Linked DNA regions of Homo sapiens: regions 2 and 3 are each linked to region 1. Evidence: read pairs that join two places in POLR2A ChIA-PET (ENCODE). Cell type or tissue: CD4-positive, alpha-beta T cell. All regions are shown on one strand. Links, peaks and the distances in the headings refer to the core of each region. The heading gives the core; the rest is flanking DNA.

Region 1 (8,000 bases), core at 1-8,000:
CCTAGGGATGTCACCTTGGCTCTTGCAAGTGGCCCAGAGACACTAGCAGCTCTCCTGTGGCCGCTGTGTGTGGGAGCTGGTATGTTCCTGTGGTGGAGGTGGTAGGGCCAGGATAGCTGAGCGCATGGCCCTTGGGAAAAGGGAAATGAGTTTGTGAGCAAAACTGTTGCTGACCAGGGAGAAGCCTGGCAGACAAGATAAATGGGGACTCTGAATCCTGAGACCTTGGAGCTGGGGTAGCGTGTGCTTGGGTTTCCTTAATATGTGGAAAGGGGTCTAGAGGCTTGGAAAGGCAGGGCGCTTGCTCAGGCTTTTGCTCAGGAAATGTCAGAGCTGGTGAAATATATACGGTTTCCAGCCTCCTTTTAAATCCCCTTTACCAATCTAAGCATCGAAAGTTTCTCTTCCTTCACATCGTGTTTTTCCTAGTCATTAATAGGATGAATTTCACCTTAGGTGTTTCCTCTCCTAATGGATTATCCTGTAAACCATGGGGATGGGCCTGGCTAAAAGATGTTGTAACAGACACAAAGTGTTAAGCACTCAGCCAGGTCCGTCTGGCTCTGGCACAGGGCTCTGGCGAGGTACTATTCGTCCTCTGATGTCATGCTTCCAGAATTGCAGAATGTTTGCAGACTATCTCTGACCTGGAGACGGAGTGCCTAGACCTGCGCACTAAGCTTTGTGACCTTGAAAGAGCCAACCAGACCCTGAAGGATGAATATGATGCCCTGCAGATCACTTTTACTGCCTTGGAGGGAAAACTGAGGAAAACTACGGAAGAGAACCAGGAGCTGGTCACCAGATGGATGGCTGAGAAAGCCCAGGAAGCCAATCGGCTTAATGCAGAGAATGAAAAAGACTCCAGGTGGGCTATCAATCCACAGTTAGTGGTTTCCATCCTTAGTAGAGTAGAACCTAGGTCTTTGAAAAGAAAGAGATAAACCTGGCAGTTACTACAGGAGGTTTACCAGGGAATTCTTTCAGTGTTTCAAGGAGAAAAGCTAATTCTGAACAATATAAATTAAACCAGAGTTAGAAAAAGGAAATACACCACAATTAGAATTCTTCCCCATAATTTTGTGAAGCTTTTTGTATCCATATAAAAATTCTGATCTTGCTAATGCACAAGAAGACTATAATCCAACCTTATATGAATATAGATGTGAAATTCCTAAATCAGACTCATTGATAGATTTTTATTTATTTTTTGAGACAGAGTCTCGCTCTGTTGCCCAGGCTGGAGTGCAGTGGCATGATGTTGGCTCACTGCAACCTCCACCTCCCGGGGTCAAGTGATTCTCCTGCCTCAGCCTCCTAAGTAGCTGGGATTACAGGCATACACCACCACGCCTGGCTAATTTTTGTATTTTTAGTAGAGGTGGAGTTTCACCATGTTGGCCAGGCTGATCTCAAACTCCTGACCTCAGGATCCACCCGCCTCGGCCTCCCAAAGTGCTGGGATTAGAGGTGTGAGCCCCACCGCCTGGCCATTGATAGATTTTTTAAGAATTCCCTGCAATCCTGCTAAGTCTATTTATTTAAGATAAATCTGAAACCTACTGAGACATGGGAATTAAAAGATGGATTATCAAGAAATCAATTACGTTAGGAATTTGAATCTCTGTTGTGGAAAATGTGCGTGTTTAAAAGCTGCCCCAGAGAGCCCAGTCATCCCCTGGTCAAGGTCCACTGATCAACCGTCTATATACACTCTTACTAAAACCTGCAAGAGAACAAGGAGAGGTTCACTCTCACAACTCACAGAGAACACCGATCTGGATGTTCTGGCCAACCAACCATTGAAAAGAAGGAGTGATCACCCACCTAGAAACCTAAGAAAATGAGCTGAAAAGCTGTTAACACAAGTTCAGCAGATGCCAGGTGCAGTAAGTAGCTCATGCCTGTAATCCCAGCACTTTGGGAGGCGGAGGCGGAGGCGGAGGCGGAGGCGGGAGGATCGCTTGAAACCAGGAGTTTCAAGAGCAGCCTGAGCAACATAGTGAGACTCCATCTGTACAAAAAACAAAAACAAAAGCTGAGCATGGTGGTATGTGCTTGTGGCCTCAGCTACTCAGGAGGCTGCTGCGGGAGAGTTGCTTGAGCCCAGTAGGTTAAAGCAACAGTGAGCCAAAGTTGTGCCACTGCATTCCAGCCTGAGTGACAGAGCGAGACCCCATCCAGAAACAAACAAAAAAGCTCTACAGATTAGAACATACATATTTTTAAATCCCCATATCAGTAGTTTCGAGTTTGAAGAGATTATTCCAGTTAATTTAAAAGTGAATAAATGACAATAGGAAAGAGTCTTTTAAAGGGAATAAATGACGATAGGAAAGAGTCTTTTAAAGGGTGATGATGGAAAAACAAGTTAGCATATCAAAGAGATAATCTGCACTACCATCATGTTTGTGGCAGCACCATTCACAATAGCCAAGATACGGATCAATCTACATATTCATCATTGGCTTAATGGATAAAGAAAATGTGCTGTACACACACACAATGGAATATTATTCGCTATAAAAATGAATTAAATCATGTTATTTACAACCACTTGGATGGAACTGGAGGACAGTATATTAAGTGAAATAAGCCAGGCACAGGAAGGCAGATACTGCGTGCTTCTACATGTGGGGCTAAAAGAAAAATGTTCTCCTAGAGATACAGAGTATAACTGTGGTTACTAGAGCATGGGAAGAGTAGTGGGGAAGGAGGTTAAAGAGAGATTACTTAATGGATACAAAAATACTGTAAATGGATATAAAAATACTGTTAGAAGGTGTAAGATTGGCCTGGTGTGGTGGCGCACACTGTAATCCTAGCACTTTGGGAGGCCAAGGAAGGTGAATCACTTGAGGTTAGGAATTCGAGACCAGCCTGGCCAACATGGTGAAACCCCGTCTCTAATAAAAATACGAAAATTAGCCGGGTGTGGTAGCGGATGCCTGTAATCCCAGCTACTCAGGAGGCTGAGGCAGGAGAATCGCTTGAACCCGGGAGGTGGAAGTTGCAGTGAGCCAATATCATGCCACTAGGCTCTAGCCTGGGCAGCAGAGCAAGACTCTGCCTCAAAAGCAAAACGAAAAGAATACTTAGTGCTGTGGAAAATGCCTAAAATTAATATAACCGAAAATAGGACACAAAATGTTTTCATACAGATGATCCCAATTTTGTATACTTTTTTAAAAAAATGACTGGAAGGAATTATATGTACTGTTACTGGTGTTTATTTTTGGGGGTGGTGAGATTATGGTTTTTGATTTCTCATTTTATACTTACCTGTATTTTCTAATTTTCCGGTTTCTATTAAGAAAAAATAAGCTGTCCTTTTTGTATTGTTTCTGTCTCACATTTACTTTAAGCAGAATTGTTTGGCTTATGCCATGGAGCTTGACAGCAGTGTGAGGGTGTTGGGGGCCCCAGGTGAGCTGGATGCTGCTAGGTTGCATGTTCACGTCAGCTGAGAGGCTGCTGGAGGGAGAAGTTGGGGAGATGTGTGGTGATGCCAAGGAAGAGCCCCTGAGCAGTGCAGTGGACGGGGGGTAATGCACATTTCCTAGTGAAAATGCTGTCCTCATTCCCTAGCCCACCCTTTGAAGCATCTTCCTAGGGCTGTGCACTTGGAGGTATCATGTGATTGCAGATGTGGGACCTGAGGAGTCTTCATTACTTTGCTTAGGTAGCCTCTCCTCCTAGAAGCCTTCCTGCGTCATTACCCACTTCCTGCCTCCCCAGCTTAGATGTCCCTCATCTTCCTGCTTCAGGCAGCTGTGGTTTACCTGGGCCATATGTAGCACACTGTTTTGAGATAGCTCTTCACACTCTGCCTCCTTCCCTTATGCTGCCACGTGTCCCTGTGGTCAGGCACAGTGGCTGCTTCATAAGATGCACTCAGGGCTGGGCACGGTGGCTGCTGCCTGTAATCCCAGCACTTTGGGAGGCCAAGGCAGGTGGATCACCTGAGGTCAGGAGTTCAAGATCAGCCTGGCCAACATGGCAAAACCCTGTCTCTACTACTAAAAACACAAAAATTAGCTGGATGTAGTGGCAGGTGGCTGTAATCCCGGCTACTCAGGAGGCTGAGACAGGAGAATCGCTTGAACACAGGAAGCGGAGATTGCAGTGAGCCGAGATGATGTCACTGCCCTCCAGCCTGGGTGACAGAGAGAGACTCTGTTTGAGCTATTAAAGACCTTTCCTTTCAGCTATAGTGATGAATCCCTGATAACAGGTGGTGTTTTCCTCTCCCTGTGACCCTAAGTCAAGTTTTTATCTCCACCTTGCAGAACTGGGACCTGAAGTTATAGAAAGTAGATTTCAGACAGTCAACAAGTGCTTTAATCATAGAGTAGTGGTACTCACACACCTTATACCGAGATTCTGGTTTTTCCTCAAAGAGAGTTAGTTCACAGTTGTCTCTACCAGCTAAGACAATTTGGATAAATTGTATTTTTGGTAATTTGCCCTGTAAAACTTATTTTTCATCTTCCAGGTATAAAATCAAGAGTGTAATGCACTTTTTAAGCTATACCCACATCCCTTCCCAAGATTCTGCTATACTGCCTAGAGGACTTTCCTTCATTTTGAGAATTACCACCGTGGTAAAAACTTACGAGAAATTTCAGCAGAATTCTTGATTGCAGCTCAGTAGCATTGCTAGAGTTCTACATTAGGGGTCCTCCACCTAGCAGGCATAGCCATAGTTAGAAGTGAAATTTATCAAAGAAGAGAGAGTAAGGTCAGGGTTAGGAGTTAGGGAGTTTCTGAATTTAGGACTTGAATGAGAGACAAAAATGATTCTGAGAAGGGGAGTTAGTGGATGAGACTTTGACCATGTTAAAAATTTGTCACAGCCAAGACTTCTATGTCAAGCTTTAGTAAATTAAAGTTACTAATGTTATGTAAACTTTGACATTTCAAGAATCTCACTATACCTCAGTTTCCTCATTTATAAATGGCAATAATGATATTTACCTCAAAAGGTTGTTATAAGGCTTAAATGAGTTAAAGTCTGTAAAGTAATTAACAATGTCAGGTAAGGGGAAGTCCTAAGTAAATCTTCACTGTTAGTAATCAGGCTGTGGGTGTGTTAATGCAGGTTGAGCATCCCATATCCCAAACTCCACAATGCTCCAGAATCTGAAACTTCTTGAGTGCCAACATGACACTCAAAGGAAGTACTCATTGGAGCACTTCAGATTTCCGATTTACCATTAATTTCAACTGAATTTCATATTTAGACCTGGATCCTGTCCTCAAGATTTATATCATGTTTATGCAAAACTTCAAAATCTGAGAAAATTCGAAATCTGAAACACTGGTAGTCCCAAACATTTCGAGTAATGGATGCTCAACCCGTGTAAGACTATTTGCTGCAGAAAACTTAAGTCACAACCATGACTAACCCTCAGTGAGCCTGAGGCATGTGTCTATCCTAAGATACCCTTGGTCCCAGAAGGCAGGCCTCCTCCTTTGCCAGTTCACTGCTTTCTCTAATAATGTGGCCTATCTCTCTTCTAGGCTTTACTCTGAAACCCTTTAAAAGGGGAGCCTTACTGATGTTATGAGTTTGGGCTTGTGACTTTTGAGTATTTTGCTCAGGGTAGTTGTTATTTTACATGCACTGAATGTGTTATTAGAACTGGTGGCTTCTAGAGAGCCCAAACCCCGTGCTTTCTTAAGCAGACATAAATGGTGGGCTTTTTTTTTTTTTTTCCCAACAGGAGGCGGCAAGCCCGGCTGCAGAAAGAGCTTGCAGAAGCAGCAAAGGAACCTCTACCAGTCGAACAGTAAGTAAAGATAAATGAATCAAAACTGTGTTTCTGAAAATTTGGCTCTCTTAAAAGTTTTGTTTTTATTTTTTTTTTTGTTTGGTTTTTTTTGAGACAGGGTCTTGCTCTGTTGCCCAGGCTGGAGTGCAGTGGTGTGATCATAGCTTCTAATGTTTTTATTTCTGTAAAATCATCTTACAGATTTTAGAAAGAAAAATGTTAAAGGAAGAAAATGAAAACATACAGTTCTTCCACCACTCAGAACTAACATCCATATATCATTTTAATTGTATTTTGCTGGCTTCTAATTTCTCACAAATCATGTACTGATACGGCCTTTGACCCTATTTCTGATTACTTACTTGAGATAGATTATTGAAAATAAAATTTGATGGGTCAAAGCTTTTGGAACATCACCAAATAACCTTCCAAAAAGTTTGTGTTCATCAGCTGTGAATGTGAATTCTAACTTCCTGCACTCAGTACCCGTTACTGCCTCACTGTTTCCTGTTGACACTTTGAACGATCAGTTTTCTGCCTCTTAATTGTGCCTGCCATGTAATGCGGTGGGGTTTTTGTTGTTGTTGTTTTGTTTGTTTTTTCCCTCCTTGCTCCCTTTGGTTTGTAACTTAAAGTGGAAACTTAAGCGAAAACTAAGATCTCTTGGAACAAAAGGAATCAAACTAGTTCTGGAGCTTTTCCTAATCTGCCTACAAGTTAAGGTGGGGTATCTTCTCTGAGATTTGAAGCTTTCATAGTGGTAGAAAAGAGTTTCCTTCGCTCTAGGATGTTTCTTTTCTATTGAAATGTGTTTTGGAATATAGTTTTAGAGTTTTGATCCACTATTTTTTAAAATGTTGGTTGCTTCCCTGTAAGTGGAGGGGTTTAAATTCAACTAGGAGTCATTCACCAACTAACGTCTTAATTTACAAAGAAACAAAGGTTCCCATATCATGCCTTTGCTTTAGATATGTAGGGTACGTGTGTGTCTGCACTCTCAGATGTGGAAGATTAATCTCAGTTGTATTTTCCCAAGCCACAAAGTAAATAAATAGTTGACCTGGAAATGAGATTTGGTTTCTTCAGAATAACAGCTTATAAAAGTGTCATTTGCATAACCGGGTTGACTGGGATAATTTAGACAGGTTGAGCATCCTGCCCAAGATCATACAGGAAGGGGCCGAGGTAGGATGCAAACACAGGGCTGTAAAAGCCTGTTATTTTATTTTGTATTTTATTTTATTTTGAGATGGAGTTTCACTCTTGTGGCCCAGGCTGGAGTGCAATGGTGCAATCTCAGCTCACTGCAACCTCCGCCTCCCAGGTTTAAGCGACTCTCCTGCCTCAGCCTCCCAAGTAGCTGGGATTACAGGCATGCGCCACCACGCCCAGCTAATTTTGTATTTTTAGTAGAGATGGGGTTTCTCCATGTTGGTCAGGCTGGTCTCGAACTCCTGACTTCAGGTGATCTGCCCGCCTTGGCCTCCCAAAGTGCTGAAATTACAGGCATGAGCCACCGAGCCCGGCCTAAGGCCTCTCCTTAATCTCTATGCTTCCCTAAGGAGTTTCTGGGTCAGAGGACATACATCTTTGAAAGGTTTTGATAACTTAGCAAATGCTAGTGTTTTCTTGTGGTCCCGGGCCTAAGCACAGTTGCAAGTACTTAAAACCATAAAATTCTATTTTCAACAGGACATTGTCAAAGGCTCAGCTCATATTTGCAGTTCCTGTCTTTGCAGTTCTCCTCTCTTCCTTGTATGGGCACAGGTGACTCTCGCAAACCTAGATCCCTGGGAAAGCCAATCAAGAAAATAAAGCACAGCCTTGTCCTTTTTCTTTCGACCTGCCTTTTATTCCCTTCTACATCCTGGCCAAGAATGTGGTGCAATAATTACACATAGTCCTGGAATAAATAGCTAAGGAAAATAAATTTACTTTGACCAGGTTTAACTTGCTTAGTAACAGGTTCTTAAGTATATATTTACCTAATCCAGATAATTATTTATTGAAAAGGAAAAATCTTTCTGTCAAGTTCTTATGAATCCAAACAGTAGGTGATGAAATCTTGGGTTATTACATTTAATTATCTTCTCCATGAAGGTTGCATCTCAGTAGGAGGTCATTAAGACCAAAATAATTACTTGCCCTCCTCCAAGTAGGAAAGACGTGGCCCAGAAAAATGAGGAAGGGGGATTCCAGAGGTACTTTGCATCCGCTGGGATAAAC
Region 2 (10,401 bases), core at 1,046-9,045, 150 kb after region 1:
ACAAAAATTTGGATTATTTATACAGACTAGTTTATGACCTGCTTTTAAAACTTATTACTTCATGAACATCTTTCTGTGTCCATGACTATGGGCCTGTGACATACCATTGTGTGAGCATGTTGGAGCTTACTTCACCAGCCCCCTGTCTGGAGACTGAGGTGCTGCCAGCGTTTTGCTATTGAAACCACATTTGTTTGTATTTTGCCTTCTGCATGCTGGTTGACTATGGCCAGCCCATGTTGGGGCACCAGCTCTACATCTGGGGTGCCTTTCATGGGTAATAATATTCCCTTCCTGCCAGAGGCCCCCCCGCCAACCATGGCAGTCCCCAATCTCTAGTTTTCTCACAGTTGAACATAACTCAAGCTTAATGAAGTACTGTTGAAATAGTGAATAGGTAAGTAACACAATATTTCTGTCACGTTTCATTTTTAAGTAGAACTTTCACTTTTTGCTTCATTTTACTTTATGGGTTTCTAAAAAAATAAATAAATTAAAACAACCTATCTTCTGGTAGGTTACATGTGACTTTAACTTCTTGCCAAGTTGGCTTTGCTCCATACCTGGGCTTCCTGAGTTCCTGGGGAGGCAGGAGTGGGTCAGATGGAGGATGCCTTGCTCTGACTGTGCTGTGGGTGGCACCTGTCAGTTGTCATGCTGGGGACCCCCTCCTTCCCCCCAAAGCTGCTCTGAGGCTGCAGGTGAGATGCAGCCCAGGAGAGGAAGTGCATGACAGCTGTTTGGGCCCACGTTCCCTTTTAGGTTGCAGACAGGGCAGCGTGCAGAGCTGGTGGGCTGGGCGGGGTCTGACACAGTGCTGTGCGGAGCTCACCCGGACCTGGGCACTCAGGCTCTTTCTATATGGGGAACTCCAAGAGCTTGTTTGTGTGGTGGTGTCTATTTTTGTGTTTTGTGTGGTGCTCTGTGAGGAAGTCTGTTGTCTACGCACATCCCAGCTGCTTTGAATGGTCTGTCTCTGGGGGCTTCCAGGTAGGGAATTGTGTACGGGGAATCCAGGATTCGGGCAGCATCGGAACAGCAGGATGTGAGTAACAGGAAGTGACAGAAATGACCCAGGGCGCCAGATGCTTATTCTCGGCCACCTTTCCAAGCGCTGCAGCCCAGGAGCTATATTTAGCAGAGTGTTTCCGAGTGCCTCATCCTGCCCCCAGCACCGTCCCTTTGCCCCTCTTTTGGTTGGTGGCTGATTGCACGGTACTGATTTGCTGCTCCAGCGTTCCTGCTCTACTTCGTAATCTGTAGGCTCTTGCCCATTGACTTTAACACCCAGTTTTTGTTTGTGCTGGGTCACTTCAATTTTGATACACGTGGAGCAGCTGGAAACTGTTCTGAGCAGGAAGGGCAGCAGGTAAGAGCCCCAGGGGACAGTGTGCCATCATACTGGGAGGCTGTTGGGTGGTGAGTTCAAGGTCAGGGTTTGGAATTAAGCGGAAGGAATTGAGCTTCCTTGTAAGATGCTCCAGAGGGTTGCTTCTTGGCTTGTATGTCTTAGAAATGGAAGGCTGGAATTTTTAAGGTATAGGCTTTGTGGTGTGACTTTACTCATGTGCTAGAAACATTCTGTGGTTCTCACCTGGCCAGACAGAAAGCTGCAGGTGGAAGAGGCTTGTGTGTGGTGAATTCCTACAGTCTGAGCTTTGTCACGGGAAAATTTCCCTCCAGTCCCCCAAAGCAAGCACTACAGAGCCCAGATTTGTTCTGCTTTGGGTGTGGGTGGATTTTCACCTTGTCTGTCGACGGTGCAGGACCTGTCCCTGTGTGCTTTGAGGTTTCTAGGGTGTGATGTTGGTTTGTGGTTTGTGGAGGGGTGTGTGTTGGGAGGGAAGGTGTTTTTGCTGTTCTCCTCTAAAAGCTCCCTTCTGAGTGGTCCCGCCAGGACCTCCCTTTCCTCCCTTCATGAAGCATCCACCTTGTTTTCAGACACTCGAGCTATTTGGGATTCAGGAATTGACTCTGGGATGAGAAATTTGAGAGACAAATTAGGAACAGTTGTGTCTGCCATGAGACGCGTGGCAGTCGGCAGGGGCCTGGTGGGGTGTATAAAAGCCCTGGGAACCCTGCATAAAGGGGTTGGGATGGTAAAGGAGTGAATTCCAGGCTCAGGCGCTCAGGAGATTCCCCTCCCCCAGTTCCCTCAGCAGAGTCTGGCTACTGGCATGGTTTCAGGCTGACCTGTTAACCTTCCGTATGGCTAAACTACAAATATAGGGCATGGCTATATTGTGTGTGTCTCTAGTTCTGGCTTGGGCATGTTAGCATATTTTTGTGCCAAAACATTTAAAACATTCAAAAAGTAACACATGAACCCAGCTATGACTGCTTCCAGCCTGAGAAATAAACATAATAGATATAACAGAGGCACTTGGAATTCTCTTTCCTATCCTCGTTTCTTCCTGCTCCCCCTTCCCTGGGGGCATCCTAACTTTGGTGTTTGTCATTTGTTTTCATGTTTATATACTTTTTTGATAAGTGTGTGTAGGCATAAACAGTATATAGCATTGTTGAACTGGTTCTGAAATGTCGAATAAATGTTATCAGACTGGACAGCCACAGCATTACGCTTCCTGGATTTATCCCTGTGGCTACATCTAGCTTTAGTTAAATGGTTCAAGGTTTAATACAACTGATTCCTGATTCCTGGAGTTAAATCAGAATTTCTGGGGAACGAGGCATGAACCGCAGAGCTCCTGACAGGCGCGGCCTGAGTTGAGGCCCACGATGCTGGTTTTCGTGGCCTCTGTAGTGTTCCAGTACCTAAGACGTCCTGTTGTGGACGTACACTTTCCCAGATTCCCTGTGATCAGTAGTGCTGCTGTGAATATGCTTATCTTCGTCTTCTTGGCACATGGGCAAGAGTTTCTCTAGAATGTGTTTCTAAGGATAGAATTGCCAGGTGTGTGCATCTTCAGCTTGACTGGTGATCGTCAAATTACCTCCAGAACTATCAGCAGCAGTGGTCACGTATGAGTGATCTCATTTCTATAGTGTCTTTAAGTTTTTCTTTTTTAACATACCAAACTGAGGGCAAGATGAAGACCTCATGAGTGAGATAAGACATTGGACATTGCTGAGACTTTAATCGACACCGTGCCCTCAGCATGTCCACACGGACCTGCTGGCCCTGCCGCCACCCCAGCTGTAAAGCTTGCTTCCACCCACAGTGTCCCCTTCCTGGGATGGGAGCAGCACCCAGCCAGCTGCTCGGAGGTCACTGTGGACTCCTCTCTGTCTCACCCTGTCCCGTCTGCTGTCCTCAGAGCACATCCAGAGCCTGCCCACTCTCCTCACCATCATCTCGTGATGGGGTTACTGAGGAGCCTCCCAAAAGGTTTCCTGCCTTCTTTCCTGCATCTTACTGTCAGCTTTCAATAAAGCAACCAGAATGATGCTTTCAAAACTTGAGCTTGCATGGCTTCTTATTTTACGTGGAGTAAAAGCCAAAGTTCTTACACCTGCATGGCCCTCTGTGGTCCTGATGCTTGCAGGTTGGCCCCTGGCCCCCTTCCTGATGCCAGCCCCAGCCACGCACCACGCGCCTGCTTCTGCTCAGCCCTTCCCACCTCCTTCCTTGCTTCCTTCCAGTCTCTGGCTCCTTCCTCGCCTCCTCCCCGTTTTTGCTGTGGAGTCCCCTGGCCCCCAGACCTCTCTTTTCTGGTCTCCCGTTTTTCCATAGGGCTTGTCACCAGCTACTACTCTCCATGCTGTGTAATTCACTTCTTTAATAAGTCTTTAATTTACTGCCTGCATTCAAATGTAACTTCCGCAGGAGCAGGAATCTTTTCTGTTTGCTCAAGTGAAAGACTGCCTGAATTTATTTCTGAGGAAGAAAGAAAGAATTTGGAGCCCAATGATGAAGATAGCACAGGAGAGAGGAGGTGAAGTTGAGGGAGCAGTTTCTGACTTGGGAGGTTGGGGGGATGGGACAATTACTGGTCTCTGGGAGGCAGTGGCAGAAGGACCTTGAGGCCCCCTAAGTGTGTAGTAGGACCCCCGAGGGGCATGGCCAGTGGGCTGTGGGGCTGCAGAGGCAGCTTCTTTTGGGGCCTTGTCTTGGCACCATCTCGGCCACTCCCAGAGCATACATTGGTATTGCCGTAGTGGGTGCTGGGCTGGCCCGCCCCACCCAGGAAGTGCACTACTGTTTGAGGGCAGGAGCCTGCGATTCTGACATCCTCTCTTCATGGCTGAGCTCCTCAGGTTACATAGCTCCACTGATTCCTCAAGCACTGTTGTGTTTAGAAATGAAACCTTCCATTTCCAGGGCCCTGCCTTGTGCAGGCTCAAGTACCCAGGCCACGTGTCAGAGCCCATAGCAAAATGAGCAGCTCAACCGGAGGGCGTGGTCCATGACACTCCTGCGTGTGCTTGGACTCAGGCGCAGGGACAGGCGGGGCAGCTGGCATTTCTACCCACCCCTCCTGACATAGAGGACCTGGTCCTTTTCTTTGAGAATGTGTACCAAAGGTGTGTCGGCTGTGTCCACATAATATTTTCTTGGCGTCAGATGTTTCATGGGTTGCACTAACTACAAATACAGGACTTTAGATAAGATTACACTTTTAACTTGCGCTGCCCACATACGCCCTTGTCCTTAAGAAACACAGCATTGTTCTGGAGTTACTCCTTGGTTTTCCCAGTTTAAACTTAAATATTGTTGATGGTGGTTACTTATTTTTAATTAAAGCTTTTATTTTGAGATTCTTTGTACCCTTTACCCAGTTGCATGCAGTGGTAACCTCTTGCACAACTCCAGTACAATGTCACACCCAGGATACTAACCTCGTTACAGTGGAGATGGGTAGCCTCCAAGCCGCAGAGATTTTCCTTGTGCCCTTTTACAGCCTCACACATGTCCCTCTGTAACCCCTGGCAAACACTCATCTGGTCTCCATTTCTATAATTTGGTCTTTTCAAGATGTGATATAAATGGAATCTTATAGTATGTAACCTTTGGGGTTGGATTTTTCACTCAGCGTAATTCCCTGGAGCCTCATTGAGGTTGATGAGTCTTATCAGTGGTTGTTCCTTTTTATTACTGAGTAGTATTCCACGGGTGTACCACAGTTTGTTAATCATTTACCCCCTGAAGGGCATCCGAATAGTTTCCAGCTTTTGGTGATCATGAATAAAGCTGCTGTAAACATTCCTGGGTAGGTTTCGGTGCAAACATGAATCTCCATTTCTCTGGGATAAATGCTGAAGAGTGTAATTGCTGGGTCATATGCTAGTCACATGCTTGGTTTTTTAAGAAACTGCCAAACCGTTTTGCAGAGTGGCCGTAATGTTTTACATCCCACCCAACAGTAAGATCCACTTTCTCCATATTCTCTCCAGCAGGTGGTGTTGGCACTAGTTTCTGTTGTAGCCATCGTGATAGGTGCGTAGGGCTCTCTGGTTGTGGTTTCAGTGTGTTTCTCTGATGGCTAAGGATGTTGAGTATCTTCTGTGTGCTTATTTGCCGCTTGCATATCCTCTTGTGCTGTCGGGGGTGAGGACTCATTTCCAGGTGGTATAGGAGACATCCCGGCTCTCAGCTTGGCCTCCTCTGGATACTCTGTTAGGTGAGTGCTGGAGTGCCTAGCTGCGGCCTGGGAGTGGGGTGGGCATGGTTTTTTCTTGTGGCGCTGGCTGGAGTAAGGTGGGTGTTACTGCCGTTGTCAGTTTCTGTCTTGTCTGACTGCCCCCTTCCTGGATCCTTGGCCTGGAAGAGCAGGCTTTTGTTGGGGCTTTCCACCCACCCCCCCAGTATCCATCACTGTTTTCGGCTGCTGCTTCTTTAGCTCCAAGTCTAGGGTATACCAGGTAAAAAGAAAACCCAGAGGGCCACCACAGTGTCATCCCTTTGGACAAGACCCTTGTCAGGCTGCCATCTTCTCTCTACCTTTCAGGGTCTTTTTGTGTTGATTTTCTGATGCCCATGGTTTTCAGTTCTCAGTGAGAGGAGTGGGGAAAAGTACCTCCCTGTCATCTGAATTTGGACCCGTGAAAAGTGAAGAGGGGGTCCATTCAGAATGTTGTGCCTCTACCCATCCCTGCTCGCTCGTCATGACCGTTGGACCGTTGTGGTCCCCGGGCCTCACATTAATTACTCTTAGGCCCTTTTGGTTTGGCCTGTGGTTTCAGCGTGACACAGTTTGCTGGACTTTGATCTTTTTTGTCATTTAAAGTGTCATTTATGAATGAGATCCACGTCCAGATCCCTGCATGTCCAAATTCATGGTTAGAAATGGTTGGACAGGACATAGCCATTTGGGTGCTGTGATTCAGCCTGATGTCAATCAGTGAACTGCCTTTGTCATTATCCTCCAGATCTTATTTCTCCACCTTCTATTTTGAACTCTTGGGAAACCTGGTCAGAGTGGGAGGGACAACTAGTCAGATGACTTAATGAGATGTTGGTATCGTCCTTGTGCTGATCCTCCAAGCCAGTCACCCTGCCAAAACGGAAATGAAATGTGCCAGACACCGCTTGTACTGAGTGAGCTTGGGAGAGCTCGTGGTGAGTGCCAGTTGCTTCCCTGCCTCCGGCCCACTGGCCCTGGTGTGAGGCACCACCCAGATGAGGAGAGGCTGCGGGATGGAGGTCCAGGGCTCCGCCTGGAGCCCCCCTGCCTGGTGTCCTGGCCACATCAGCTCATTTGCTGTGGGACTGTGAGCAGGCCCCTCAGCCGGGTTCGTCAGGTTGTGGAGAAGCTGAATGGAGCAGATAACCTGGAAAACACGCGGTGGATTGCCGAGACCTTCTTTGTGCCTCGCCCATATTAGCCAAACTGTCCCTTGTTCTATCAGCTGCCATGTGTGTGTAAGCCAGAGTCCACCCTCTTTTCCATTTGAGAAATCACGTCTGCATGTCTCCAGTATGTCTCCTTTTTCACCATGATTTCTCAGAGATCACTCCCTGCGGTTTAATAACCCCCTGGGCTAATTCTTCCCAGGACATGGGAGGACATTTTGTCTGGCTTGGCAACTCATTTAGAGTAGCAAGGTATTTTCTCATTTCTCTTGGAAAATCATGTACTTGAATCAAGAATAGAAGCCAAAATTGTTCTTTCAAATAGAATTTTAAAGCTTTTTTTTTTAATCCTTAACATATAAACGTAAGACTTTATTTTTATTTATTTATTTATTTTTAAGATGGAGTCACACCCTGTCGCCCAGGCTGGAGTGCAGTGGCGTAATCTTGGCTCACTGCAAATTCCACCTGCCGGGTTCACGCCATTCTCCTGCCTCAGCCTCCTGAGTAGCTGGGACCACAGGCGCCCGCCACCACGCCTGGCTAATTTTTTTGTATTTTTAATAGAGACAGGGTTTCACTGTGTTAGCCAGGATGGTCTCGATCTCCTGACCTCGTGATTTGCCCGCCTCAGCCTCCCAAAGTGCTGGGATTACAGGTGTGAGCCACTGTGCCCGGCCGACTTTATTCTTTTTTAATAGCTCATTTTTGGATTGGCAACACATGCAAGTGGTACAGAAATCTTAAGGCTAAAAAGATATAAAGTGTTTCCCAGCCACTCAGAGGTCCTCTCAGTTAGAGGTGACTAATATTAGTGTTTTCTCTGTACCCATACTCTTCCTGCAATTGGCTTTTATCTATTAACAGTGTGTCTTAGAGGTTGTTCCATATAAGAACATGTAGAGTAGCTTCAGGGGTTTTAGTGGCTGCATAGTTTTCTGTTATATGAATGTACTGTCATTACTGTAGCCAGTCTCTACCAGCCTTATATTGATCACTATTTGTTTGGTTTCAAATATTTTGTCTTTATAGTGAATGCCGCCACAAATAACCTTGTATATACAGTATGTGATTTCTCATGAAGATACAGGAGAGGATAAATTTATAGAAGCATGGTTGTTGAGACACAGGTGTATATTTTCAAGTCTGACAGATTTTACCAAATGGTTTCCATAGAGGTTGTATTAATTTTTGCCCCAGTGTATGAGAATCAGTAGACCATATTATAAAACATTTGATCTCTGTGAATCTGGTAGGTTAAAAAATGGGATCTCCTAATTTTAACTTGCATTTGCCTTATAAGACAGCGTTTTTTCATAAACGTTGAAAATCCATTTCTAACACTGTTTTAACATAGTGCTGCCAGACTCTCATATTCATGCTTCATATTTCATATTCATATTCATGTTTCCACCTTTCTCTCCCTGTCTCTTGTACAGTTATTTTCTAACCAGATTTTATGCAGGAGTCTGGGCAGCTCTGCACACTTTTCTTTTGAGTTATGTGGTTATGTGTTTTTGAGAAATCCCAAGTTCTGTATCCTTTTTGACTGAGGTGCAGCATTCACATGGAGGAGTGTACTCATTACAGACGCACAGCTTGATGCATGTTCCCGACCACGGAGAACACTGCAGCCCCCGGAATCCCTCCTGTGTGCCCCTCCTGTCAAAGCAGCTGCTAGGAGAAGCTAGCATCTAATACCATAGATTAGTTATGTCTGTTTTTTTAACTTTATGTAATGCATAAGGAAATTACACAGAGTATATGTCGTCTTGTGTCAGGCTTATTTCTTTCGCTGTTGTAAGATTCATTACATTATTGCTTGTCTCCCAATGTATGAGTATACTACAGTGTATTCACTGTAGGCCTGTTTAGAGTAGTGATGCTATGAACATTCTCGTATGCTTTGATGAGGAAGGTATGCGTTTGCATTTCTGTGGGATGCGTGGGTGGAATTGCTGAGTCACAGGGTATATACAAGTTCAGCTGTTTTCTGAAGTAGTTGCACCAAATTGCACTGTCACCAGCACTTGATACTGTCTGTTACAGCTCAGCCATTGTGAGAGATGCATCACCCTGTAGCTTTAATTTGTACTTCCCTGATGACTAATCAAATTGAGCACCGGGTCATGTGCTTTATTGGCCATTTGTGAAATAGCTATTCAAGTCTTTCGTCCATTTTACTATTAGTTTGTCTGCTCTTACTGATTTTTAAGTTCTGTTACCCTCAAGAGAATTCCAGCAGGTGTGTAAAAATTCACATCTGTCTATGGCTGTTCTAGCCTGCCTCAGGATTCTGTGAGAAATGCATCCACCATTTTATCCACTCCTCCTCTGTGACATCACGTTTCTTTCTCCAGTCATCAAGCATCAAGATCTGAGGATATTTTCTCTCTCCAGTGTGTAGGTTTCCATGCAGTCACCTCTGATGCAGTTCTGCTCCTTCTCTTGGTGGGACGTCCTGCAGCCTGGCCTTTTGAATCCCTGGGATGTCATTCATTTGTCCTGTTGAGTTCAGTTTATTGCCCTGCTTTTTTTTTTTTTTTTTTTTTGAGACAGGGTCTCACTCTGTCACCCAGGCTGGAGTGCAGTGGTGCAATCTTGGCTCACTGCAACCTCCGCCTCCCAGGTTCAAGTGATCCTCCCAACTCAGCCTCCCAAGTAGCTGGGATTACAGGTACATGCCACCACGTCCAGCTATTTTTTGTATTTTTAGTTAGAGATGGAGTTTTACCATGTTGGCCAGGCTGGTCTCGAACTCCTAACCTCAAGTGATCTACCTGCCTCGGCCTCCCAAAGTGCTGAGATTATAGGCGTAAGCCACTGCGCCCAGCCTTATTGCCCTGCTTCTGATTTGCAATTATCTTTTAAGTTGATTCAGGGGTGTGAACTGTTTCTTATTTAATACATTTGCTTGAAAAATATGAGCCATCTTTTAGTCTCCAAAGACTTTTCTTTGTGAAGGCTGGATTTTGGAGATAGTTTCAGCTTTTTTACACCATTCCTTGGTTGCCAGTAGTTATGATACTGGCTGCAGTCCAGACATAGGGATGCTCTTAGTATTCCTTAGAGCATCTCCCTGCACCCTGCCACCTGCCCTGGTGGGCAGGGTGAGCAGCCAGGAAGGCATAGCCTGAGGGCCTGTATCTAGCCCCTGCTTTCTCGCCTGGGTCCTTCCTACCCATGCTGTCTCCCAAATCAAGGGATTGAATAGGAAGTGCTGCTCAGAACATCCCCCAGAATCAGCCTCCCGAAGAGACTCACCCTCCCCTACCAGAGGTTGGGCTGTGGCTGGTGTTAGGGGAACAGGAGTAGGAGGGGAGCCAGAGGAGGAGGAGGTGGGCCCTTGCCTAAGGGGTGCCTGCTGGTTGGTGTGGGGGCTGGAGCTCGCCAGGAGGGGTGTGCTGAGAAGATGGAGGCATGGCATGGAAGTGTGAGTCATGGCAAATCTCCTGTGTGCAGCTGGGGACCGACATAGAGAAGGCAGGCCCAGTTGTGTCCCCTCTGTGGGCAGCTAAGAAGGATGGATTCTGACTTATTTGGTGGGACTCTCCTGTGACATTTCTTGTGGTTTGGGAGAGTGGACCACTGATACCAGAGCAGTCTTAAGAAAGATGCTCACATGGGAAAGGGGTCTCAGCAGTGTC
Region 3 (10,401 bases), core at 1,186-9,185, 63 kb after region 1:
AATCAAGCTGGCTGGGCGCGATGGCTCACACCTATAATCCCAGCACTTTGGGAGGCCAAGGCAGGCGGATCATGAGGTCAAGAGTTTAAGACCAGCCTGGCCAACCTAGTGAAACCCCAACTCTACTAAAAATACAAAAATCAGCCGGGCATGGTGGTGCACACCTGTAATCCCAGCTACTCAGGAGGCTGAGGCAAGAGAATTGCTTGAACTCGGGAGGCGGAGGTTGTGGTGAGCCGAGATCATGCCACTTGCACTCCAGCCTGGGCAACAGAGCAAGACTCCATCTCCAAAAAAAAAAAAAAAAAATCGTGCTGCCCGCACTGGGTGCCTTGCTGCCTGGCCACATGAGGCTGCCGCTGAACAGCAGGTGACCATGGGGGTCAGGGTTTCCATACCCTATCAGGGCATTCCTGGACCCCAGCGCTGGCCCTGTGAGTGCCTGTACCTCTGGCCCCTGCTGTAGGCAGTGGAAGTCAGTAAGATGCATGGGATCACAGTTGGGGACACCTAAGTGTGCAAGGTGGCAGGAGGCAAGGATAGCCAGGATGTGAATGACTCTCCACGGCAGCAGGAGGGCTCATGGGGCAGGTGGATCCCCTCCCTCTGGGGGCTTTGGGCCCATGGCACACTCCTTGCGCTACTGTAATTGTTTCACTGTCAGTATGCTTCCAAATCCCTAAATGGTGCAACCCCGAATAGGACATGGCCAAGACAAAAAGAGATAGTGCCACATCATGTGCCCTGTGTGAGGTGTGGCCCTCTGGCCCGGCACCCAGGGAGGGAGTCGCTGATCGCTGCCTGTCTGCTCTCTCTCCCCAACAGTCCTGTGGGGTTGACTTTGAGGTCAAAGCATTCGCCACAGACAGCACCGATGCCGAAGAGGACAAAATCCCCAAGAAGTAAGAGTATGGTTGCGGAATAGGTGAGGGGTCTGCGGTGGGGGTGGAGAGAAGAGACGACCTCCACCTTGTCTCTGTGGGACAGACCTCTTCCCATAGGGCTGGCACGGCTGGGGTACCATCTGCATGTGGGATGGAGGTCAAAGGTTGATCATTTTTGGGGAAAAAAAAGAAAACAAGAAAATGACAGGGAAGTTAGCAACCTCCAGGGCTCACGTAAGCCCCGAAAAGCTCCCGGGTTTCCCCTTTGTTGAAGTTTTGTTGTTGTTGTTTGTTTGTTTGTTTGTTTGTTTTTTGTGGTAAAATGTACACAACATGAAGTTTGCCATTTTAACCACTTTTTTTTCTTTTTTTCTTTTATTTTTTGAAATGGAGCCTCGCTCTGTCCCCCAGGCTGGAGTGCAATGTGACCTCGGCTCACTGCAACCTCCGCCTCCCAGGTTCAAGCGATTCTCCTGCCTCAATCTCCCGAGTAGCTGGGATTACAGGCGTGCGCCACCACGCCTGGCTAATTTTTTTTTTTTTGTATTTTTAGTAGAGATGGGTTTCACCATGTTGGCCAGGCTGGTCTTGAACTCCTGACCTCAAGTGATCCGCCCGCCTTGGCCTCCCAAAGTGCTGGGATTACAGGCGTGAGCCACTGTGCCCGGCCCATTTTAACCACTTTTAAATGTACCATTCAGTGGCTTAAGTACATTCCGAATGTTGTGTAGCCTTCACCGCTGTCTATACCCAAAACTTTCCCATTGCCTGAGCAGGAACTCTACAACCATTGAGCCTACCGCTCCATCCTTCCCATTCTCCCACCCCCTGTGCTGTTTTTTTTTTACCTAAACAAGATTTCCGCCTGGCCCTTCGCACTGTCTCCTTGTGCCCCATGTACACATCTCTGGAGGCGCAGGATAGTGAGCTGCAGTAATGGAGCTCGCATGTATATGGCAGCTATTCCATGAGGCCCTTGACGCCCTCACACCTTAGCCTTGCTGACAGGAGGCAGAGCTGGGAATCCACGGAGCCTAAGGGGCTAAGCTTGGCCCTCGGGATGTTGCCTGGCCCCACAGCTTCCCCCACAGGGAAGGGACCAGGACCCAGACCCCCAGGCTCTTCCACCGTCAGGGCTGCCTCAGGCTCTGACCAGTGTCGTTGCCCTCTTCCCGTCCACCCTGTCTCCATGGGGAGCATTCCTGGAGAATCTCCATGTGACAGTGGGGAGAGAACAGAAGCCTCCCTAAAGCGGCCTGGGTGCCAATCCCTGGCTTGTCTGTGGCTGTTTCCCACAGGAGCTCCGTGCGATTACTGATCCGCAAAGTACAGCATGCCCCACTTGAGATGGGTCCCCAGCCCCGAGCTGAGGCGGCCTGGCAGTTCTTCATGTCTGACAAGCCCCTGCACCTTGCGGTCTCTCTCAACAAAGAGGTAACCACCTACCATCGCTACTACCCGCAGGGCAGCAGGCCTAGGGGCAGGCCCCACACCCCTCTCTTCACCAGCCCCAGCCCTTAACTACATGGGTGCCTTGCAAGGAAGCTTGTTTCTAGGATAAAGCACCAACATGCGTAAGTGACTGGCCTGTTTTCACAGCCTGGAGCTGGTCAGCATGGTCCTTAGAGGAGGACGGAACTGGCTTGCGTTCCACCCACTGGCTGTCCCGAGGGACTGGGGAAGGAAGGGGCGCTGCTTTTCACATACCTGCCCCCCAGCTGTCCTTGTCCTGTCCACCTCCATGGGCCTTGTTCACTCATGGAGCATCAATAGCTGTGGTATCCCAAATTCTTCACTTCCTGGGAAATTTAAGTTTTGCAGAAACCATGTGGGATGGCAGTGTCACCTGTGATGTCATCTCTTAGGGGTGTCATGGTGGGAAAAGGTGAGAGCTGCTGGCCAAGGCTGGCTCTGGTTCCTCTGGTCAGCAGTCAGCCATTTGTGCACTGTGTGTATACACGTGTGTGGGTGTGCCAGGGGCTGTGTTACACGGGCTCTGCTGGGTGGGATGCCAGCACTTGGCTTTCCCAGTGGTTTCCTTTCACTTCACTCATCCTGCCCCCATAACCTCCTGACCCCTGGCCTCCTCCGATGTGATGATCGGAACTCTGTTCCCCTCCCCAGCTTCCCACAGATGGGTGGAATGTGTTTCAGGCCCTTCCTTAGAAGAAATGTATTGCTATCACTTCATCTTCCTTAAATTCTGCCGCTTTTATTCCAGTGAAAGGGATTGAGATGAATCTAGAAAGCAGTAAGATTAAAGACACCGCCACATCTGTTCTCTTCTTCTGACCTATCTGCTGACTTTTCTAGATCTATTTCCATGGGGAGCCCATCCCTGTGACCGTGACTGTCACCAATAACACAGAGAAGACCGTGAAGAAGATTAAAGCATTCGGTAGGACCTTCTTCTCAGAAGTAGAGGGCATAGTCTTCTAGAATTTCTGATCCTGTTTCCTGAGAGGTCACTTCTCTGGTCTGATAAGGCCCTTCTGGGTCCTTGGAACTGGCTACTTGTCTCTGCTGTCATAGGCAGCAGGACTGCGGAGGGAGAAAGGCCTTACAAGTTATCTCATTCAACTTCCTGCCCACTTACGGCTGGTTTTTGTCTTGGAACAAAATTCCTGGCAAGTGATCTCTTTCCATGGTTATGCCTTCCTGGAGGGCCCCACAGTGCTCATTGTGGTTGACAGATGCAGCACATTGTTGTGGGTGAGGCCTAATTTGTGGACTCATGCTGTGGGCTCTGTGATCCCAGCTGGCATCCACAGCAGGGGCTCCTTGTCTACCTTCCCAGGCTTTGTGTGGCTTGAAGGAGGTCCCACATGGAAGCGCTTTGTAAATGGTGAAGTGTGACTGTCTCGGCTCAAATGGCCATCATGTCATGGCTGACCTTCCCATATCCTACAGGGGAGGTGCCTTCTGCCTGTTGTTCCCACACATTAACTAAGCTCAAAAAGCATCAAAGCACAGGGGGTCTTATATAATGGTCTTATTTGGCTCTTTCATGAGGAAGACATGATGGAATGACCTGTGAGGGTAACCTCTAAGTTCACTTTTTAACTCAAACATTCAATGACCAAGACAAAGTTAGACTTATGCATCTTGGGGTGACTGTCCCAGGGCCCAGGACTGAGGATGTGGAACTTCCAGTCCTAAAATGGGCTCTCCCGGGCAAGCCAGGGTGAGCAGTGGCCCTAGGTGTCATATACCACTTTTCCCTGTGAGTCATCACAGATGAGGGTCAGAAATCCTGATGCGTGCAGACTAAGGAATTCTAGACTTTTCCCTCCCTCCCTTCCTTCCTTCCTTCCTTCCTTCCTTCCTTCCTTCCTTCCTTCCTTCCTTCCTTCCTTCCTTCCTCCCTTTCTTTCACAGTCTCCCTCTGTCACCCAGGCTGGAGTGCAGTGGTGTGATCTCGGCTCACTGCAACCTCCAGCTCCTGGGTTCAAGCCATTCTCCTGCCTCAGCCTCCCAAGTAGCTGGGATTACAGGCGTGCACCAATTTTGCCTGGCTAATTTTGTATTTTCAGTAGAGATGGGGATTTCGCCATGTTGGCCAGGCTGGTTTCAAACCCCTGACCTCAGGTGATCCATCCGCCTCAGCCTCCCAAAGTGCTGGGATTACCGGTGTGAGCCACTGCACCCGGATAGCTGTTAACTTTTTAAAAACAAAATATTAATTGCTTTCTATAGGCTGGGCACTGTACTGCATGCCTTGCACAAATTGTTTCTTTATCCTCAAACTTTGGCTGAGTGCAGTGGTTCACGCCTGTAATCCCAGTACTTTGGGAGGCCAAGGTGGGAGGATCCCTTGAGCCCAGGAGTTCAAGACCAGCCTGGGCAATATAGGGAGACCCTGCCTTTATTTTTTAAAAAAATCCTCAAGCTTAATTTTAAAGGTGATTAAAAGTCATCTTTTTAATCATCACAACGTCCCTATGAGTTAGATGCAATTATTACCCCCATTTTACTGATGGGGAAACTGAGGCTTAGAATAGATAAATAATTCACCCCACAGTTAGTGGCTAAGCCAAGATTGGCACCCAAACAGCCTGGCTCCAGGCCCACCTTCCTATCCACCACGTTCCACCCACCAACCAGTCCTGTACTGCCTCTAGCTAGTCTCTTGGAGGACAGGAAGGACAATGTTCATGAAGTAAGATGGAGGATGTTAGAAAGGGCTGAGCAGGGGAAAGGAGGGGTCTCCCAGGAGCTGCAGCCTTAGGGGACATGGGTGGGAGTTGATACAGAGCAGGTTATGGGTGACCAGAAATGGCCTGGAGACAGGACTTCAAAACCCCAGCCTTGAAGCTGAGGGCTGAGAAAGCCTAGCCTTGGAAGTGGAGGGAAACCATCATCAGAGAGGAGAGACCAGCGTGTACCCTGGGAGGCCGCAGGGAAAGTGCACGTGTTGGGGGACCAGTGCTGACCACCGGACTCCCGTCTTCCCCTTGCAGTGGAACAGGTGGCCAATGTGGTTCTCTACTCGAGTGATTATTACGTCAAGCCCGTGGCTATGGAGGAAGCGCAGTGAGTAGCTGTTGGGGTTTCCGTTTCCTGGGCGTCTCAGCCTTCTGTGTCAAGTTTCTCGCCGTTTATTGCTGAAGAAGGAACTAGAATGTTCAGCTAGCTCGCCAGCCTTCCACTTCCTTCCTCTTTCTCCCTTCGAGGGCTGCACAGAAAGTTAGCATCTTAGCTCTGCATCTACCACACCCCTCTGTGCCCATCTTACAGGAGTTCTGAGGATTAATGCAAGCCAAAGAATGACGCAGAGGAGAGAAATAAAGACAGAAATGTCACCATGGGATCAGCTGGCTTTTTCTATTTATCCTTGGAATGAATTGTTAGGAATTTGGTACTATTTCCACCTCCCAGAAGATGGTCAAATGAACTGTCAGCCCAGGCTAGGATTCCCTATCTTTTGATCTCAAATTGAAATCTTATACCAGTGACAACTGGATTAGAATATATCTGTTCTTAGCCTGTTGTTGTGAATGACTTTTCCCCTTTGTTAGAATCAAAAACAAATGAGAATCCTGCCATGGTTCCTTTATGCTGGCCTGAGAGACCTGCCCAGCTTTGCTGTGTGCCACAAAGTCAAATAGATTCATTTAATACATGGCTTGGAGTGGGGGGCGATGATCTCCCACCTCCAGCCCCCCGAGAGGATAGCTCGACCAGGTCTTAACTCTTTGCCTTGCTGGCATGTTCTAAGCACCGTTGTATGTAAAAAATATTATCAGGGTTAGAGGAAGGTTAGGGTAGGGGAATGATGAAAGACAACTGATTCCTTAAGATAATATAAGGTAATAGATAGATTTTTTTGAGATGGAGTCTCACTCTGTTGCCCAGGCTGGAGTGCAGTGGTGAGATCTCAGCTCACTGCAACCTCCACCACCCAGGTTCGAGCCATTCTCCTGACTCAGTCTCCCAAGTAGCTGGAATTACAGGAGCCCGCCACCAAGCCCAGCTAATTTTGTATTTTTTTTTTTTTTTGAGACGGAGTTTTGCTCTTGTTGCCCAAGCAGGAGTGCAATGGCGCGATCTTGACTCACTGCAACCTTTGCCTCCTGGGTTCAAGTGATTCTCCTGCCTCAGCCTCCTGAGTAGCTGGGATTACAGGCACACGCCACCACCCCTGGCTAATTTTTTGTATTTTTATTAGAAATGGGGTTTCACCATGTTAGCCAGGCTGGTCTCGAACTCCTGACCTCAGGTGATCTGCCCACCTCGGCCTCCCAAAGTGCTGGGATTACAGGAGTGAGCCACCGTGCCTGGCTGATTTTGTATTTTTAGTAGAGACAGGGTTTCACCTGTTGGCCAGGCTGGTCTCAAACTCCTGACCTCAGGTGATCTGCTTGCCTCAGCCTCCCAAAGTGCTGAAATTACAGGCGTGAGCCACCGCACCTGGCCTATATGGGAATATTTAAAAGGCAACTTTAGGAGAAACTATTACTGTTATTCAAAACAGATTCAAACTGTAGGTCTACAAGGGAGGGAGACAGGAAAGAACCACCACTCACTGCCTCCTTTCTGCCAAGATTGGGCTCTGTTCTGCCTTTAGGGGATCCTCGCACATCCCTGTGCCCTGGAGGGGTCTTGGCCCTGGTTCACCTTTCCTCATGTGCTCAGCAACATGGGAGCAAAGGATCCTGGCTGAGTTTTCCCCTAATATGTATTCCATCACCTGGTCCTCTTTCAAAGTGTTGGGTGCATTTTGGGTCAAAGATTCCCAGGAAACTGGAAAGCATTCCAAAGTCCCCCAAAGGCTGGAGGAGCCTGGGAGCTGGACTGGACCATGCTGACAAGTCTGAAGCTAGAGGCCACTCAGAAAGCTGCAGAGCAGGAGCCATCGTCCCAGAGCCCTGTGGCTTCTGGGGCTTTAGTGGGCAGGCTTCCACGGAACCAGGACAGACCTGACTCCCAAGCTGCTCCCCACCATCCAAACCCACATCCTGAAGCTCTGGGGAGTGGCCCCAGAGCCTTGGCATAGTCCTTTGGCAAGCTCTGCACAAACACAAAAAGTCCATCCTCTGAGCCCAACCCCAAGGGCCCTCTTCCTATTCCAGCCATCTTTACAATGCTGTTTCTGCTTTTTTCAATGCTCAAATTACGCTCATTAAGAGAGGTTCCACCAGGACCCAGATGGTAGGATGTGGGCCACCTTGGGCTCTGGCAGATTTCTGTAAAGAGCTTCCTGTAGACACTGGAGGCAGGATAGGGGACAGCTGCTTTTACCTATCCAGGGAAACTTGATTAGGGAAAGGAAGTCCTTTCCCAGAGAGGCAGTTCAGACTTCCAGCTGTCTCAGGACAGCCTTAGAATGGTCCTGATGCTGGCCACACCCCACCTTGTTCTGGCTAGGCACAGGATGGAGGGTGTGCTTCCGGCACGAATGGGCTCTGCTGTCAGAGAGTGTGCAGCCACGTGACTGTGGGCACACTTCCCGTCTGGAAAATGGGGATCTTGGAGCACCTGCTTGGTATGGGGTTGATGAGGGTAAGGTGAGAGTTTTGAGGACAGGCCTTAGCACTTGGCCTGGCACACAGCATGCACGTGAGTGGAGGAGCCAACTCTCCAGCCGCAGAGGCTGCTTCATGATCCTGGCCATGCTGCCGTGTGTCTGCCTGGAGAAACACACATTGCTGTGTCCCCAGCTGGATCCCAGACCCGCCTGTTGGCACAGGGTCTCCGCCATCTGTCAGATGTTGAGAAATCTATACCCCGACTGATGATGAAGAAGATCCAGTAGAGAAAGAGCATGTGCTGCTTTGGACCCAAGCTATTCGGTCTGTGTGATCCACAAATTGTGGGTCCCTGCGTTGCCCCTCTAGACAACTTACCACACAGTCACACTGTGACCCCCTTATAGTGACAGTTTTTGGTGACAAGAGGCTTTCTGGCCTGGACTCGTTGCTGACACCAACCAGAAGGTTCTGCAGGCCACCGTGTGGTTCACAAAGTCTCAGGAGGAGGCTGTGGTCTCTGACTCTTGAGCCAGTTTGTCTCATTAACTCCATAGAACATTCTAGAAATTCAGCAATTCAGAATAGGCTGAGTTGCTTGAAGAAATATCCTCCTGTTGCTGCCAGCCCACCCTGAGATTTCACAAGCACTGTTCTGCTTCTCGTAAGTCAAGTTCCCAGGCTCTTGAACCCACCTTCCCAGGAGGTCCATCAGGGGATGTGGATCCTGGAAAATGCCTAATGTCAAATAGGGGCTCATGGGGTCCATGGCAGCTTTGATGGTTATAAATCTCCTCTGTTCTTCTTCCTCTAGAGAAAAAGTGCCACCAAACAGCACTTTGACCAAGACGCTGACGCTGCTGCCCTTGCTGGCTAACAATCGAGAAAGGAGAGGCATTGCCCTGGATGGGAAAATCAAGCACGAGGACACAAACCTTGCCTCCAGCACCATGTGAGTCCTCGAGGCTCAGGGAATAAGCCCTGGCAGGGCGGGCTGGTGCTGGTCTGCTTCCCTTCACATCACCCTGCTGGGCTCGCAGGCACGCACGTGCAGCATGGTGGTCTGGCGTGTGTAGTGTGGAGTGCATATCTACGGGCCCACACAAGGATCCCACTCTCACCCCTGGTGTGATGTGGGGGTTACACCCATGGGCCTTGGAGACAGCTGTGCGCTAACCCCAGCTCTGCTGCTGACCCTGGGAAAACACCTTGAGTTCTCTGAGAACCTCAGTTTTCCTGTTTGTAAAGTGGGGGCGGTAATAGTTCAAGTCTCATAGAGTGATTATAAGGATTCAGTGAGACAATCCATGTGAAGCGTGGGGCCTGACACACAGAGAGTGCTCCAGGAATGTCAGCTACTGTTTTTAGAAGTATCACTAGCTAGTGTGGTGCCCTAAGCATGTAAACTGAGTAATGCTCTTGGCTGTGTTCATTCATTCATTCATTCATTCGTCCATTTCCATCAGGAATTGTAAAGAACAGGAGGTCCTAATGACTTTAGATGTCCATTAAATTTAAATGAAACTAAGTACTGATCTGCTGACCCTGACTCAAAGGACGACTGGCTGAATTTGGGCAGCAGATCTAGCGAAGACTATACAGTGAAGTTCCCAAGTCAGCGTCCACTGTCCTTCCAAGCCACGCTTTTGCGCTTCCCTTCCCGGGAGCATGTCTGTGGGCTCAAGGCCCACTCACTGCCACCTCCCCATGTGATATGCTGGGGGTTCCCTCTGTGGCCCCAGTAGACCACCTCCGAGGTGATGCCAATGGCTGGGAGACTGGATTGTTTGACCCCATGACTCCGATGCTCAGTAGCTCACACTCTCTGAGACCAAGAGTGGGGAACAGTGAACAATTGGCAGAAAGCAGGTGGAAGTCAAAGGATTTTCTGAGGATAATTGGCCAAGTTACTGTGTTAGATTCTAAAGCACATTCGTGAAGCTCCGGGAGAGAGAATATCAGGGAAACTGAGAGCCTAGATCAATGTATTCAAGGGCGTAGGGATCGTAAGATGAACAATGATGGCTCACCACACTGTGGGAATGTTTCATGGTGTGTGGACTAGTTTCTAAACATGTACGACTCGGCCGGCCATGATGGCTCACACCTGTAATCCCAGTACTTTAGGAGGCTGAGGCGGGTGGATCACCTAAGGTCAGGAGTTGGAGGCCATCCTGGCCAACATGGTGAAACCCTGTCTCTACTGAAAATACAAAAATTAGCCAGGTGTGGTGGTGGGTGCCTGTAATCTCAGCTACTCGAGAGGCTGAGACAGGAGAATCGCTTGAACCCGGGAGGCGGAGGTTGTGGTGAGTCGAGATCGTGCCATTGCACTCCAGCCTGGTGACAGAGCAAGACTCCATCTCAGAAAAAAAAAAAAACCAACCAACAAAACAAAAAAATCATTTATGACTCTCCACACCTCCATGAGGAAGGTATATTTATATGCATTTTATGGGTAAGGAAATTGAGGTTGAGCCAGAATGAAAGACTTATCCAAGGTCACTGAATCAGTTAATAGCAGAGCAAAGTCCACTCCACAGCAAATC

Evidence for each region. ChIA-PET counts read pairs that join two places held together with the same protein. Peaks named below come from ENCODE experiments on the same cell type or tissue, not always from the same donor. Only the 100,000 strongest peaks of a DNase experiment are listed, where the experiment ranks them.
Region 2: POLR2A ChIA-PET joins it to region 1 with 12 read pairs; 7 of 35 experiments call an interaction of 5 or more read pairs at or near these places.
Region 3: POLR2A ChIA-PET joins it to region 1 with 20 read pairs; 9 of 35 experiments call an interaction of 5 or more read pairs at or near these places.

Annotation. Positions count from the first base shown.
Region 1 is chr2:233,264,276-233,272,275 of GRCh38, forward strand. It overlaps ATG16L1 (autophagy related 16 like 1), which reads left to right. Exons shown (of 18, transcript NM_030803.7): 5 at 617-868; 6 at 5,727-5,792. Among named protein-coding and RNA genes, the nearest start is that of ATG16L1, 17 kb to the left of the region's middle. RefSeq lists a silencer at 1,705-1,774. In CD4-positive, alpha-beta T cell, for the core only: no CTCF peak of the experiment used is centred there; DNase peaks (open chromatin) are centred at 3,726, 4,136 and 6,276; H3K4me3 peaks cover 1,406 bases; H3K27ac peaks cover 5,952 bases.
Region 2 is chr2:233,418,053-233,428,453 of GRCh38, forward strand. The region is part of intron 3 of DGKD (diacylglycerol kinase delta); the gene reads left to right. Among named protein-coding and RNA genes, the nearest start is that of DGKD, 69 kb to the left of the region's middle. RefSeq lists enhancers at 846-1,045, 4,136-4,285, 8,183-9,382, 8,651-8,945 and a silencer at 1,236-1,345. In CD4-positive, alpha-beta T cell, for the core only: no CTCF peak of the experiment used is centred there; DNase peaks (open chromatin) are centred at 1,749, 4,159 and 5,419; H3K4me3 peaks cover 4,187 bases; H3K27ac peaks cover 5,352 bases.
Region 3 is chr2:233,326,296-233,336,696 of GRCh38, forward strand. It overlaps SAG (S-antigen visual arrestin), which reads left to right. Exons shown (of 16, transcript NM_000541.5): 7 at 826-902; 8 at 2,183-2,318; 9 at 3,198-3,282; 10 at 5,345-5,417; 11 at 8,667-8,804. Among named protein-coding and RNA genes, the nearest start is that of DGKD, 23 kb to the right of the region's middle. RefSeq lists enhancers at 46-1,023, 2,321-3,152, 3,183-3,964. In CD4-positive, alpha-beta T cell, for the core only: no CTCF peak of the experiment used is centred there; a DNase peak (open chromatin) is centred at 5,456; H3K4me3 peaks cover 430 bases; H3K27ac peaks cover 3,061 bases.